2 separate regions of the Homo sapiens genome follow, and region 2 is linked to region 1. The links are chromatin loops, found by intact Hi-C in ENCODE. Cell type or tissue: MCF 10A. All regions are shown on one strand. Each heading gives the region's core, and the rest is flanking DNA. Links, peaks and the distances in the headings are about the cores only.

The links. Hi-C counts contacts between places; a loop is a spot of excess contacts. Peaks named below come from ENCODE experiments on the same cell type or tissue, not always from the same donor. Only the 100,000 strongest peaks of a DNase experiment are listed, where the experiment ranks them.
Region 2: it touches region 1 in a loop (27-fold over the local background); 3 of 110 quality-filtered maps call a loop at or near these places.

The regions. Positions count from the first base shown.
Region 1 is chr6:154,804,291-154,807,220 of GRCh38, reverse strand. It overlaps SCAF8 (SR-related CTD associated factor 8), which reads right to left. Exons shown (of 20, transcript NM_014892.5): 9 at 1,735-1,852. Among named protein-coding and RNA genes, the nearest start is that of MIR1273C, 48 kb to the left of the region's middle. In MCF 10A, for the core only: a CTCF peak has its summit at 1,724; no DNase peak of the experiment used is centred there.
Region 2 is chr6:155,173,318-155,176,247 of GRCh38, reverse strand. The region is part of intron 9 of TIAM2 (TIAM Rac1 associated GEF 2); the gene reads right to left. Among named protein-coding and RNA genes, the nearest start is that of CLDN20, 89 kb to the left of the region's middle. RefSeq lists an enhancer at 1,210-1,269. In MCF 10A, for the core only: a CTCF peak has its summit at 1,350 (motif pointing right); a DNase peak (open chromatin) is centred at 1,357.

The sequences.
Region 1 (2,930 bases), core at 248-2,747:
TTACAACAGACTCGCTCTCTCTCAAGTTTATTTTTACTTCAATAACATGGTGCTAATTACAAGCTTGTTAAGACTACTTGATTCTGCTAAGAGAGAGACCATTAAAAACATAAAGTACTACGATTACAGTGCTTCTGCTAAACCTTCTAAAATGAAACTATGACTAAAGCAATTCACAAAGTGTTACATTTATAGCTCAACAAATCTGTTGTTTGGATAAATTCTTCCATCACGACTACCTCCTGCCTCTCTTAGCAGTTCTGTGATTTTTGTATTATTACATCACTGACGAGCTGTTTGTTTTGAGTTACAACTTTGTTTTTTCTTTAAACAACATCTAAATGTTCTTAATTGTGTTCTATCTTCAACTTCTGGGTTCTCAGGCAGATACATTTGCTTGACATAAAATACTGCCCCTACTCTGGCCACTTATATCAGAATTGTTTCTTCAAAAAAAAGGTATGAAATTCCATTCTCATAATTCTAGGCATGAGTTCCAATGCAGCAAATATCATTAACATCCATTTTATATTACTGTTTGCATTAAAAAGTCAAGTTCAGACCCCAATGTCTCAAGTTTGCTATCTCTTCCATCTAAAATAACTGTTCCCCCCTCCATGCTCCTAGAATCCTTCAGCTGTACCTCTATGACAAAAATAAAGAATTCTGCCAGGTGTTCATACAGATGTACGTGCTCCATTAGAGAAGAGGTTACCTGATGCCACAACCTCATTTCTGTTCATCTCTGTATGTAACACTTGCCTAACAAGTAACACATACTCAAAAATATTTTGTGATATTTTTGTTAAACTCATTAATGCCAAAACTTTTTTAATATTAGGATGTATGCTGGGGAGGGAAAGGGGGTTTCCTAATACTTTTATTCTGAACAGTTTACATGCGTAACCATTTCTCACATACAGCAGAAAAAGGCTTTGAAATAAATTTAATCCTAGCTCTACAACTTAACATATTTTATCAGTTCTAAGGTGCAATATTTTGTCAAAGATTATCAAATTCGTAAGATGAACTTAAAGGATCCTTACAACTCAAAAGGATGTTACATTTAGTTATCGATGTTTTAAAATTCTTAGCTATGCATAAAATAACCGCACATCTTGAGTCAGATAATATATAACACTAGCTGTACACTGCTGCATGAGATGTTTAATCTCACCAAGCTTCCACTTCCTCTGGGATAAAATGGGAGTCATAATGCCCATCGCCTGAGGGTTAAATGTATACAAGCCTACCACATACCTAATAAAGCTCCTGCTACATGCTAACAGCAAATACGTTTTAAAAATTAAAGATAGCAATCTACATGGCCATCATCATTGTCACCATTAACATAATCATCAACTTGCTTGATAGGGAACAGAGAGAAAAACACGTTTAGTTTTAAGTGGTAATTCTGAAACCCCCTCCATCCTGTTCTCTACTTCCAGTACACTGAAATTAATTTCTACAATGTGCATTCATAAGTTACCAGAACACAATTTGATTACAGAAAAAACCATAAAGGTCCTGAAAAAAATGGTCTTACTAATAAGAGTTGAAAAAATATCACCATAACAAACTTTAGAAAGAAATAAAGTAGCTGGTAAAAGCTAAATAGTTGAGAAAATATTCTATTAAGACCAATTAAAAAAAAAAAAAGCCAACCCACAAAAATGCCAATTTATAGAATATAAATAGTAATAACTCTAAAGACCACAAGATGGGGTTATAAACCTTTTGAGGCTGTTGCTGCTCCAAGAGCTGCTGTCTGAGATGTTCTAGGTTTTGCTGTTGTAGTTGTTCTGCTATCTGATGAAAAATGGAATTGTTCACAGATTCTGAAACGTGAGAACTAAAAGGAAAAACAGGTGGAAACATATTTTAAAACCCACTAAAGATACTATGAAAATAACTGAGTATTCAAAGAAAACAAAAAAGTCAATTCAATAAAACATATTCTACTGCATGTTTTCTTTTGCAATTTTAATACTTAAAGTAGAATACTTGAGAACATTAATTATTAAAAGAAAAATACATTCTTCAATTGTACATCAATAGATGGATAACGTGTCAGAGATGCTCTGCTGAAGATCTGATATTACCATCTCAGGCTGTTAAATACATATAAATTACTGCTTTTTCATTAGAGCATATTAAGAAAATCTCAATATTTATAAAAAGTTTAAACATTTAAACATTGTTACTTTAACTCCTTCTCTTACTATGAGATAGAAAAACAGTCTATCAATCAGTATGTGTGAAATCTACCATTGTAATTGACCATAAAATTTATAAAACTAATATTCTTCCTTTAGAAAATCATATACATTATTAGGTATGTTAACAGAGACAGATACTGTTTAAATAAGAAAAAATAATAGTTTAACTATATTCTTGGAAATTCACACCTGGAATACACCTGGGATTCTGGGTGCCACAAGGTAAGACATTAACAATAAAAAGGGCATCCCAAAAGAGCCAAACAGGATGGTGAGAAGTCTTGAAACAGTTGGAAAAAAGTGTACTTCATCTGAAGCAAATAAACCTAAGGGGAAGAATGATACCTGTCTTCAAATAATGAAAAGCTACATCTCTAAAGATAGCGGAGTAAATTTGATTCCTTGCTTCAGAAAGCAAAACATGGGTCAGTGTATATTAATAGAAAATAAAGGAAACAGGATTCAGCTCAACAAAAGAACACACAATAATAACAATTAGTTAACTTCTCATTACAGAAAGCATTAAAATACTGGATAAATAAACTGTATCATCAGGACTGTTAAAGGAGATTCTTACATTGTTTAGGACACTGATCAACATGATTTCAAATGCTGCTTGCAAGTTTGCAATTCATAATCTAAAATACTAGTTTTTAAATTTTGTCAAGGGGAATCATTTTACTAAAATGATACATTTGTATCTAACATATT
Region 2 (2,930 bases), core at 219-2,718, 370 kb before region 1:
AATAAAAAAAGAACACCGCAATCCATGTAAGGGCTGCTGAGTATCCACGCTTACTGCTCTGGGATCATGGTTGAGAAGGGCCACTGTGAAGCCTGCATCTCAGCCATAATCCCTCTCTGACCTCCCACTGAATTCCAGACACACCTTGTCCATGGTCACTGACATCTGCCTGCCATCCTGACTCTGAACTGCACTTAATCCAGCACAAGCTTTCTCTTCTAAGACTATCTGTGTTTTTGTCTTTGTTTCTTCTTTTTAATTTTAGCCTGACTCATCACTGACAGAAATCTATTTGTTCCTTAAAATTAACCCATAGTCCTGGGAAATCTTTTCTCTATCCTTCAGCTATCTCACACATAGACACTGTTGGAAAATCATCTCAAAGAATACCACCTTCAGGAAGCCTTTCCCAAAAAAGTGTAGTGTGCCAACTACATCATCACAACAATTGCTGACTTCATGCTAATACGTCCTTTTGTAATTCATAACAAAAATAGCATACATTTCTTAAGCGATGTAGACATGTTTCTCTCTGGGTAGGTTCTTATATTCACATAGCAGTAAAGAAAAGATTTGGGGCTTCGAAATCAAAAGTCACAGACTCTACCAGCAAAGTGTGGCCTAGGACAAGATTTACCTTGCTACGTACGATTCAGCTCCTGTTTTGTAAAAGAGGATATTATTAATATAATTCATATTGAAAAAATTACTTGTTACTTAAGTTTTTGTGAGCAAAAGAGGTCACTTATGTGAAACACCTTACATACCAGAAAATGTCACCTGTAGATTCAATACTATCACATTATTATATATCATTCATCATACTTTAAAGTTATCATTAATGGGTGATTTTACTTTGAATTCCATGCATTTTTAAATACAAAGTAAAAGATCCTCCTATGCAGGATTTAAAAACTAGAAGAGACATCGTAAAGAAATTTAAAAGAAGAAAGCAAGGGAAAAATCTGTCTCTCTGTGCCATCTTTTTGAAAACATGGTGCTCAATTTTGAAGTGACATTTCTGGATTTGTCTTGGATCTGTCGCTTTCAGTACATTTTTCTGGAAGGATGATCACAGCCAGAATGCACATCCCCACACGTGCCAATGCCAAAGGAAAAGACAGGACCAGATGCAAGGAGCCAGGGATGCCAGGAACCAGCCCGGACACTCTCTGCTAAAGGCTCTTGTCTTACACAGGCACATTTTTTTCCCTGGTTCATTCTCTCGGGTACTTTTCATCTGGGCAGTGATTTCAACCCGGTGCTTAGCAACAAACAGATGCTGCCTTAAAGGTGCAGGCCCCACCTCTGAAACCAGGCTTGTTGAGAAGCAAACTAAAACCCAGCAGAGGTCACTGTGGAGTAAGAAACATCACAAAGAACAAGGCCCGGAGGAAGTCACAGGCTCCCACTGAGGGTGACAGAGCAATTAATTTACTGCTGCACTTTTGGAGATCAGGAAGAACGTAATTATGGATAAACAGGTGTGGGAGGAACATGAGCAGTACAAATTAACACTGTGCCTTCACACCCTCTTGTTCTCACCGTTACTGACAATCAGAGAAAGACTGTATCACTTGGCCGGGCGCCATGGCTCACGTCTGTAATTCCAGCACTTTGGGAGGCCGAGGCCAGTGGATCACCTAAGGTCATGAGTTCAAGACCAGCCTGGCCAACATGGTAAAACCCTATCTCTACTAAAAATAAAAATTATCCGGGCATGGTGGCACGCGTCTGTAGCCCCAGCTACTCAGGAGGCTGAGGCAGGAGAACAGCTTGAACCTGGGAGGCAGAGGTTGCAGTGAGCCAAGATCGTGCCACTGCACTCCAGCCTGGGCGACAGAGGGAGGCTCCATCTCAAAAAAAAAAAAAGACTGCATCTCGTGAGACCAAATGAAACAAGCTCCTGATGTGCCATCAGTTCACTCACCACTCACAGCCAGCCCTCTCAGGAAGGCACCATCATCACTTCCTATGGAAAAGGCAAGAAAAATATGGCTCAGGAAATTCTAGAAACTTGCCCAAGTTTACACAACTAGTGCCTATGGTACTCCGGGGATCTGAAGGGTGGAAGTCTGGGATGAGCTGGTTCACACCACCACTATACTACACAGAATGCCCGCCTGGCAGTTAACTCCCTTTATATAAAATGGGTGCAACCCAAATCTCCTGATTACTTTCCATTATTCTAAGCCACACACCATGTTCCCATTGAACAGAATGGCTCAGGGAACATTCCCCAGAAGGGAGTGGCATGCTCCTGCTCCACACCGGTGCTCACTTCCATCTCCTCTCTCTGCTGTACCGTCCTTACAAGTAGAGTCAGTGCTGAAACCATATATACCCTCCAACCTGGTTTAAAATGCCCCTGTCTTATGAATTCTCTCCTATCTCTCCTTTCTCTGCCCTCAAGTCCTCTCACTTAGATGAGTTTACTCTCCTATGTCCCTGGTACAGCATTTGGCAAAGCCCAGCTCACAGGAGAGTCACTTCTAAGTCCCGCACCAGGAGAAGATGAATACCAGCAGAGGCTTTGTCTTCTGCATCCTCATTCTCCCTCAGCCATTAACACAGTGCGTCCCACACCCAGGACACACCCAAAACTTCAGTGCTGAGCTGGATACAACTAGAAATTCACAGTCATATTACAGGCAGAAGGGTAAACGCTGTCCGTTTTCAGTATCTTACTCAAATCTGTTGACATAGTGTCAAGTTCTTAATGCTCTCTGGAAGCTTCGAGAAGAAAAATTAACAGATTATTGAAGGAGAATAAGTTCTGGACAAGAGAAAAGTGTGCAGATAGATGGAAGGATGGAAGGACAAAAGAAATAATCCTATTAAAATCCATTAAACAAGGTGCTGTGCTACAACTGCTCTGAGCAATGGTTTTCTGAGTCTACACTGTTGACCCAAGATCTAGTGAACCATAG